Regions from separate parts of the Homo sapiens genome. Here region 2 is linked to region 1. A link is an interaction called in ENCODE POLR2A ChIA-PET data of the cell type or tissue named here. Cell type or tissue: CD4-positive, alpha-beta T cell. All regions are shown on one strand. Each heading gives the region's core, and the rest is flanking DNA. Links, peaks and the distances in the headings are about the cores only.

Region 1 (4,585 bases), core at 1-4,000:
CTTGAACCAGAATTTCCCAGTGTGCTGAGATACTGATTCCATCAGCCCTTGGAGCATCTGGGTCAGCATGGGGTCACCAGGGCCTCCAGGCTTGCCCCCGCAAGTGGCAAGTAGCTTCATATACTTACAGTAGTATGCTGTACAAATGCTATTTTCTACATATGCCCTAATGTGAAAAGTTGGGAAGCCACAAATTAAGACTATAGAAAATTTCCACCTTTTGGCTATATCAAAACAGGCCTGCCTACTTCCCCAGGACCAGGCCTTCTTCTCTCTCTCATTTCTCTGAACCAGAGATGAGATGAGAAGTTCAGCTGTGGGATCATGCCTGGGACAGCACAGACATTTTGAACCCTTGAAGAAGGTCCTGAGATGTCCTCCATGGCCATCCATGGTAAATATGGCATGAGCTGCCCAGGCTATGAGGAGGAAACTCAGGCTACTGGCCTGCTAGAAAAGGGGTTGTGCTAAGGCTGACCACTGAATTAGAATTTGGAGAAAGAGAAAGAAACATCTTTTTTTTTTCCCCTTTTTGTGGAGAACAGGTCTTGCTTTGTTGCCCTGGCTCATCTCAAACTCCTGGACTCAACCTATCCTCCTGCCTCTGCTTCCCTAAATGCAGGGATTACAGGCATGAGCCACTGTGCCCGGCAAGAAAGGAACATCTTTAACCCTGGCCTCTGAAGCATGTGAGTGACAGCTGCTATTCCTAGACCAGAGAGAACAGTTTTGGCTTTTCATCCACTTAATTAACAGTATTTGCTCTCTGCCATGTGCAGTAGACACTTCAGAGAAGCAAAGAGTATTGATAATAATAATAATGACAGCAGCTGACATTTCTCTGGCTGTTACTATGTGCCAGGCACTGTTCTAAGCTCTTTACATGATGAAGTCATCTAATCCTCAAAACAACCTTATGATGTAGGCTCTATAATTACCCCCATATTCCAGGTGAGAAAACCAATGTATTAAGCGATTAAAGAATTTGCTTAATGTCATACAGGTAGTCTGTAGAAGAGGCAGGATTTCAACCCAGGCAGTCTGGTGCCATAGCTCATGTTCCTAAACACTATGCTACACTACCTACCTCAACATTTCCTATGCTCAAGGGCTTAAAATCTCCTAGAACAGAGGAGAAACAGAAAATGTAAATGATTCAGGACCATAAGTGTTTAAGAGTCAAGTGGGAACCCTCAGAAGTTCCCAGGCCAGAGGCTTTCAACTGATGATGCCCATGAGAATGGTCTAAGAAGCTTTTCAAAATCCTCAAGGCCAGGCTCCCTCTGAGAGACTTCCTGAATCAGAAAATACAGGGACAGGCCCAGGCATATGATATTAAGCTTATGCTTGAGGCCACCAGGAGCTGAAATCCAAACTATAGAAACCATCAGTAGCACCACATCTAATACAAAGTAGGCAGATCTTGGAGCCTACAATCCTGGGTAGGGAGGGGAGAAAGAAACCTAGCATAAGGCAGGGGCTCCCAGATTTCCCAATACTAGACTAATAGTGGGAGAAAGTGGCCTTGAACTAGGGCCCTAGGGCTGGGGGCTCCTCCTTACCTGCTCTCGTTTGAGCTTCTCTCTCTTCCGAATCAGCTCAATCAGCAGCCGCGCCCGCTCCAAGTCATGCCGGAGCTTCTGCCAATACTTCAGCTCCTCCTTCACTGCACTTGTCTTCTCATCCTGCTCTCGCTACAGGAGGGAAGAGAAGAGGGACTAGGAACCTCCTTCTTGCAAAAGTCCTCTCCCTGTTCAAGCCTCACGGGGCTGCAGCAGGTAAAAGTCTTGTCCCCTTCCTTGACCCACAGTTCCAAGAGCCCTTCCACCCCTCTCTACCCCATGCCTTCCTCCTGAGCTGCCCCAGTATTACAGCACTGTTTCTTCATTATAAAGCAATAACCTTTGCTGGAGTAGGATCTGGGACTGCTTCCCCCTATCCCCAGGTATGCCAGAGAGCAGCTATGGCCCTCTGGGTCAGAAAGAATTTCATAAGAAAACTGACCTCAGGGGTGAAAAGAATTTCACCCTAGAGCTTTCACTTGGCTAGAAAACAAAGCAAGGTTCTTACTATAAGCCTGAATATACTCTGGTAAAACAACAACAAACAAATCACGATTCCTGCCCTAGAAAAAATTACAGTTGGAGTCAGGGGAAGGGAAGAGACCTAGAGCTTGAAGCACAAGGGCATATTAGCATAAAGATAATACAAACTAATAATATAAACTGGAAATAAAATGCTAAGAGGATACAAAATAGAAGATCTGAGTAGGTGGAGGTTAGATCAGAGAAGCTTCCTGGTGAAGACTCTTACTAGAGTTTAACATACAGGTAGGTGACAGACATGGATGGGCAAAGTAGTAAGGAAGGTCTCTTCTGGAACCAAAGGGATGAAAGGGGCAGAAATATAGAGGCAGAATTAGTGATTCTTTGCTTAGTAAGTGAAACAGGCTGGCCAGAACAGAGATGCTGGAGAACTATAAAAGCCAAGGAAGATCCAGGATACAGCTAATAAGAAGCTTCAAATGTAAGGCAAAAGAGCCTTAACTTCGCCTGCCTAGAAAGAGGAGTATATTCTGGAAGAGGAAGTAAGAGAATGGAAGAGCAGGACATTGCTCACCTAGGCCTTGCTCCTCTCCACAGTCAGACATTCCTGCCCCAAAGCCAAGCTTATAAAATCAAGAACTAGGCCTTTCCCCAAAGGACAGATCCCCACCAATGTCCATGCCAAGCACACCTGCCCAGATGTAGGCAGCACCCTCCCTCTACAACCTCTTGGCCATGGAGGATCCCAACAGCATGTGAATAAGAAACTACCAGTTGAAGATCAAAGAAAGAATTAGAGGCTGGAGATCACCTAGAAAGCTATTGCTGAGATTAAGAGGGCATGGATGAGCAGGAGAGCTGCAGAATGAAGACAAAAACCCATGTTGATAAAGCCCCCAAAGCAGCTTAAAGGATGATTAAAAATGGCCCTTAGGGAGTAAAGAGTCAAAAGTAACTCCAAGGTGGGGAACTTTTGATATGAGTCCAGGAGGGAGGGGAGAGCCATAATGATGGGGAAATAAGTTTACTGAGAGGAAAAAAGATAATTAATTTCCAATATTTGAGTTACAAATTAACAACATCCACATGGAAACATCCCTGAGGGACTGATGGCAGAAAAAAGGGATGAGGACAAGACAAAAAGTCTGGAGCTGCTATTACAGTTATTGTCAATTATGAGATTGGACATGTTCTCCAAGCAAACGAGCAGATAGCAGAGCCACTGGGAATGTTACCATTAAAGAGCAAGAAGTGGGATCAGCATAGGGTACAGTCAGAGAGGTAGAAGCAGCCGGAAGTGGTATCACAGAGAAGCTCTTAGACAAAGTCATTTGTGGTGTCAAATGCAGCCCAATGATCAATCAGGTGAGAATATAAGGAAAGACTTCCTGGGAGAAGGTAGCTGATGTTTTAGGGGAGGCTTCAGTGGAGCAGGTGGACCAAAAGGTTCAAGGCGGGCCAGATACAGGCTTATACTTCAGGAGTTTAGTTATAAAAGGCAAAAGTGAGATCAGACAGAATGCAGAAGGCACCAGACTCACATAAAGCTTTGCTTCATCTCTGGAGCAGCAGTGTGGGAACACTTAAAGACAGAAAGAATAGAACAGGTAAAGGGGGAGAAAGAACTAAAGAGTTAAAATAAGAGAAATTAGGAGCAGAAAACATTAAACATGCAGCAACTCCAGTTGCTAATGGCTAACAGCCACCACAATTGGACAGGCTGTGTGCTACAACTTAGATCGTAAATTTGTGTATTTACTATGAAACATTTTTTGGCAGATGGCAGTATAATGTCTTGAGGAAAGGGCACCTTTTCCTAATTAACACAATGTGGCCACCCTGGCTCTCATTCAGCCTACTTCTGGCTTTCTGCTACATCTAGAGGATTTTCCCCACATATATGGAAAGCTACGCATGCTCTCCACTCTCCCCTAGAATTCTCTACAAAGTCAAGCCTCATCCATCCAGAAGGAGCTGCTTGAAGATCTCTGTAGTGCTGGGGGTTGTTCCTGGGATAGGCCACCCAGACAGGTAGGCAAAGGCTCCATGGAGGGATCAAGAAGGGGTGCCAGCCCCACCCCAACCATCATTCCTTTTCCTTCACTCTCCACCTCCCTCTACCAGCCTCAAATCACCACTGCACCTACCTGCTCAGCGTTTCTTTGGGACTGCAGATGGGAGTGCAAGCGCCGGATAAGAGGGACACCATTCCGTGCCTGCCGCTTCAACAGCCAATAATTGTGAAGCCGCTGCATAAACTGGTTTTTCCTCTGAAAGGAGAGACCACTACAGATCTTGTTCAACCTTGAGTAGAGGCACACGGAAGTGAAAGACAAGGTCAGTGGGCAGCCCAGATTACAGCCTGTGCATCCTATCCAGACCTGGTTCATTTCTGAACCTTATACAGGAAGACAGAATAAAATGGCCAAATACCTCACCTCAGAGAAAGGCTTGAAAAGGACAGTAAAGTTAAGCAGCTCAGATTCAGCATGAGTTATTTCATTTGCTTTTCCACCTCTTGCCTTGCAGTCCTAATCCTC
Region 2 (4,329 bases), core at 1-4,000, 88 kb after region 1:
CTGTCGTCGGCAGGTGGGAGTGTCAACTGGGGCAAGCTTTTAGAACCATTTGGCAATGCTGCCAAAGTGTCAAAATGTGCACCTTGTTAATCCGGTAATCCCATAGCCATCAATTTAGTGAAAACGCGAAAACAGCCGGGGGATACACACTTATCACCGCATTGCTCATCATCTGTATCAATAAAGAAAAGTTTCCAGCATCATGGTGGGGGGTGGCGGTGGTGGTGGGGGAAGAGGAAAAGGAAACACACTGCTTGGATGAATTGTCTCAGATTTGGAGAGTATGTTCCGGATGGCCAGCCTTAACAAATATAGACTAAGTGCTGAGGGTGAAATTCACTTGGCTGGTGGGGGTGGGAGGAGGAGTGAAGGTCCTTGTCAAGGCAGAACGCTGAGATGTTTCACACACATGCCATATTCACTTCTGATATTTTAAAAATAGAACATCATAGATACTCATCATCATGATGAAAACGGTGACAAAAACATATAGTTCTTACTATGAGCCACACACTGTTCTAAGTGCTCTACATTGGTTAACGTATTTAACCCTCACCACAATCCTGTGAAGAAGGCACTATTATCAATATCATCCCATTTTACAGTTGTGATAACTGAGGCCCCGATTGATCAAGCAACCTGCGGAGGTTACACAGTGTCAGTGGTGGAACCGGGATTAGAACCTAAGCTGTCTGGCTCTTGGCAGCTGAAGCCCTTTCATGCCCCTCTCTGATTCCATGCCCTCTCTCCCTCCCTAGAGGTGACCCCTCTACAAGTTGGTGTTTATTATTCTCGTCTGCTTTTAGTTTTACTATATACGTATGCATCTGTAAACGATGCCAGATAGATCGTTTTGCAGCCTCCTTTTTCACTTAAGGTTGTTGGTGAGATCTGCCAAGATGTTGAGTCGTCTCTGTTTCTCAGCCTCGGCACTGCTGACATGTTTCTGCTGGGTAATTCCTCGTTGTGGGGGCCGTCCTGTGCGTCGCAAAATGTTCAGCAGCATCCCTGGCCTCTACCCACTAGATGCTCACCACCCTCACCTCCAAGTGTGACAACTAAAAAGGTCTCCAGACATTGCCTATTGTTCCTGGGACAGAGGCAAAATCAGGGGTCTGGGGTGGTGGTGGGGGAATCATTCTAGTTCATTTGTCTTCACTGCCATTTAATATTTCATTGCATGAATACATACTGCAGTTTATTTCCTATTCCCCTATTGATGGTGTTTGAGGTTTGTTCCCATTTTTTCCTGCTATTACAAATGATGTTGAGTGAAAAGTCTGTACTCTGTTCCTTGTTGACATACGAGAAAGCTTCTAGAAAGTTCTAGAATTACCTAGAACCGCAGCTATGTACAGCTTCTGCCCTTACTGAATCCTGCCAAATGGACGCCAATGTATGAAAGCTCTACAGTTTTTGCACGGGCAAATTCATTTGCCTTTTCCTGCATGGTTTCTAGGTTTGGGGACATGCTTTGAAAGCCTTTCTCCATTTAAATCTTTGACCTGTCTGGAAATGATTGTGGCTGAAGGAGGAAAGTGTCTATCTAGCTGTTTCAATGCCATTTATTGACACAGATCACTGAATAATAATGAGTTTTAAAAGCGATGTTTTCCAGATTTAAAAAAATTTCTTGGAGTTATGCCAATCTGTCAACAGCTATTATTTCCAGGTAGTGGGATAATAGATGTTACCTACTACATTTAAACATTTTCAACAATAAATATGTTTTGTGTCATGAAAGAATAATAGTTAGACAAAGTAATGTGGTAAGTGCTTTGACCCTGGTAAGATCAGCACAAATTACATAAACACTTGGAGGGGGGCACCTGACTCAACTGGAGGCTGGGGAGAGGACTGGTTGGGTGGGGGCTGTTTCCTCACCGTGAAGCAGGGTGGGGCTTGTTGAGGGCACAGCAGCCACTCGGCTGTTTGCCTCCAGATAGGGACACTCCCCACCACAAGCACTGTGTCAGCAACCATGATCAGATAGTCATTGCCTGTCTCACTGGGCAGAGCTGTGAGTGGCTGAGTTTCCATACAGGACAATCAGCTCTGTCATACTTGAGCAATGGCCCAGGGGAAATGGGTCTTTGTGTAATGGCAGCGGATGGTGACCTCACACCTCACACTGGAAACACACAGTGGAGCCAGCTGATCAGGTCGAGGTAACCCAAGAGGACATGCAGCCCTGGACGCCACGAGAAATCCTGTTGTCTGTCAGTTGAGTGCCAGGGAGGTGGATCAAAGGTGCACCGGCCCAGAAATGGCCTCCAGCAACAGGTGCTTAGATGTTCTGTTCTAGGGGTGCCAGCGAGATGGTACAGTCATTGTTTACCACTGCCTTTTCCCATGAAAACAACGAACAACTCCATGGGGACAGGAATTTGACTTTTATTCTTTCCCATATTCCCAGTGCCTGACAGATGGAAGGTACCTAATAGATATTTGTAGAATGGCTGAATGAGGGTGCAAGACACCATAATGCCTTCCAATTATCTTTCTTTTGCCTTGCTATTTTCATTTTAAAGTGGCAGATGGATGGGGACACAGTAGGAATTATCTAGATTATGGCCATCAGCCACTTTCAATAATCTTTTGGTTCTTGTTCTAATTCATTAAATTGCTGTGCAGCCAACTTGAATTACACAGCAAGACACAGCAAAGAGAATCAGAAGCCAATTCTTCTAACACGTATCTCTTCTTAAACAAGGAAATTCCACACAGCACCATTTCTTAGGCAAGGCAGATAACCCCTACATATTTGGTTTTTCTTTAAATGATCTTTGCTTCTAAAGACTATTGATTGTAAAAACAGGAAGCAAAAGACAAGGTGATCTGCAAGGGATTAAAAGCTGACAGTCATTTATGGACTCGGTCAATAAGGACTGAATGCCTACTGTGTGCCAGGTACCAAGCTAGGTGACAGGGACACCACAGTGAACAAGACATGATCTGTCTTCGATGACATGCAGCCTTAAGCCAGTATTTAGCATTTACTGTATACTCAGGGTTTTTCATGTCTTAACTCATTTAGTCCTCACAGCCCCACTCTCTATTATTGGTACAATCTTGAGCAAATTACTTAATCACATCAAAGGTTCCAGAGCCTGTATCCTTAACCTTTATATGTTTTTCTTTTTTGAGCAGGTGGTACAAACAGCAAGCAATGATAAAGCAGTGTAATCAGTGCCACCAATGATCATTCCAGATTACAGGGTGCATGCAGAAGACACAGCTAATCCAGGCTTGGGAATGGTCAGAAATTTACTGAGGGAGTGATGTCAAGGCTGAACAGAAGAACGAATACATTAGCTCAGAGGAATGAGGAGGAGGAAGAGGGTTCTAGAGAGAGGGACTATCACGCACAAAGACCAGGAGAGAAAGCAAGAGCACACAGTGACTTTGTCCCATTAGAGCACTGCTATAGAGAGCCAGAGGGAAGCATGCTCATCTTCTAGGACATACAAAGCGAGTGCTGGCTTGAGCCCTTTTGGCTGAAAGAGGGAAAAGGTAGTTTCTCTTCAGAGGCCTGGAGGTGCATTTCTATCCCAGATGAGTAGAGAAGCGAGGGCAAGGGGCCTGGAACTAGGGAGAGAGACCCAGTGTGTGCTGAACAAGATAAGGCACCAGTGCCTGGCTGTGGCTGCCAGGGACTCCTCCCCAATTTGGCCAGCAGCAGCCAGGGAGTCCTTATGGAAATTATGCTGAATTAATTTTTTTAAATTTTCTTTAAAAAAACCAAAAGAGGATTGTCTAACACCAATGCTATAAAACTCTTTGGAACCAGGAGTCTTTCAACGTTGATATCAGGATAGTCTGTTGAATCTAGCCTCAGTTGTAACGTGACTGAGAAAGAGACATTACTTGTATAGAATATGCAAGAATGTAAATTGCCTAACATACAGTAGCAGTTCATTAAAAGAACTACTTTTTAGTAGGGAGGTAAGGAAAGTAGGGGGAAGGAGGTGAAGGAAGGAAGGAAGACCATAGGGAGCCAGGTCTGTCCTGCATTGTGGAGGTTTCACTTCTTAGGACTCCAGGTGTCCCAGAGTCATTTGATCTGTCAGCAGTTCTCAGCGGGTGCACTGAAATCTCTGGGGCCATTTTTGGTTATCATACTGATCAGGAGTATTACTGATATGAGCATGCACGGGCCACTGTGCAGAGTGGGATTCTTAACAAGAATTGCTTCACATTACAAACATCCTGCTGGACATTCATGAAGGTGGAAAAAACTATTTATGATTATCTGAGCCTAGACTGTAACTTGGTTTTACATATCAAACAAATACTTTTCTGCATATTAATATACTTACATTTCCCAGG

What was found. ChIA-PET counts read pairs that join two places held together with the same protein. Peaks named below come from ENCODE experiments on the same cell type or tissue, not always from the same donor. Only the 100,000 strongest peaks of a DNase experiment are listed, where the experiment ranks them.
Region 2: POLR2A ChIA-PET joins it to region 1 with 9 read pairs; 18 of 35 experiments call an interaction of 5 or more read pairs at or near these places.

Annotation. Positions count from the first base shown.
Region 1 is chr6:36,204,422-36,209,006 of GRCh38, reverse strand. BRPF3 (bromodomain and PHD finger containing 3) reads right to left here. Exons shown (of 13, transcript NM_015695.3): 3 at 4,193-4,349; 4 at 1,563-1,694. Among named protein-coding and RNA genes, the nearest start is that of BRPF3-AS1, 9.5 kb to the right of the region's middle. In CD4-positive, alpha-beta T cell, for the core only: no CTCF peak of the experiment used is centred there; no DNase peak of the experiment used is centred there.
Region 2 is chr6:36,116,412-36,120,740 of GRCh38, reverse strand. It overlaps a transcript of MAPK14 not described here. Among named protein-coding and RNA genes, the nearest start is that of MAPK13, 12 kb to the left of the region's middle. RefSeq lists a silencer at 24-73. In CD4-positive, alpha-beta T cell, for the core only: no CTCF peak of the experiment used is centred there; a DNase peak (open chromatin) is centred at 1,930; H3K4me3 peaks cover 395 bases; H3K27ac peaks cover 2,217 bases.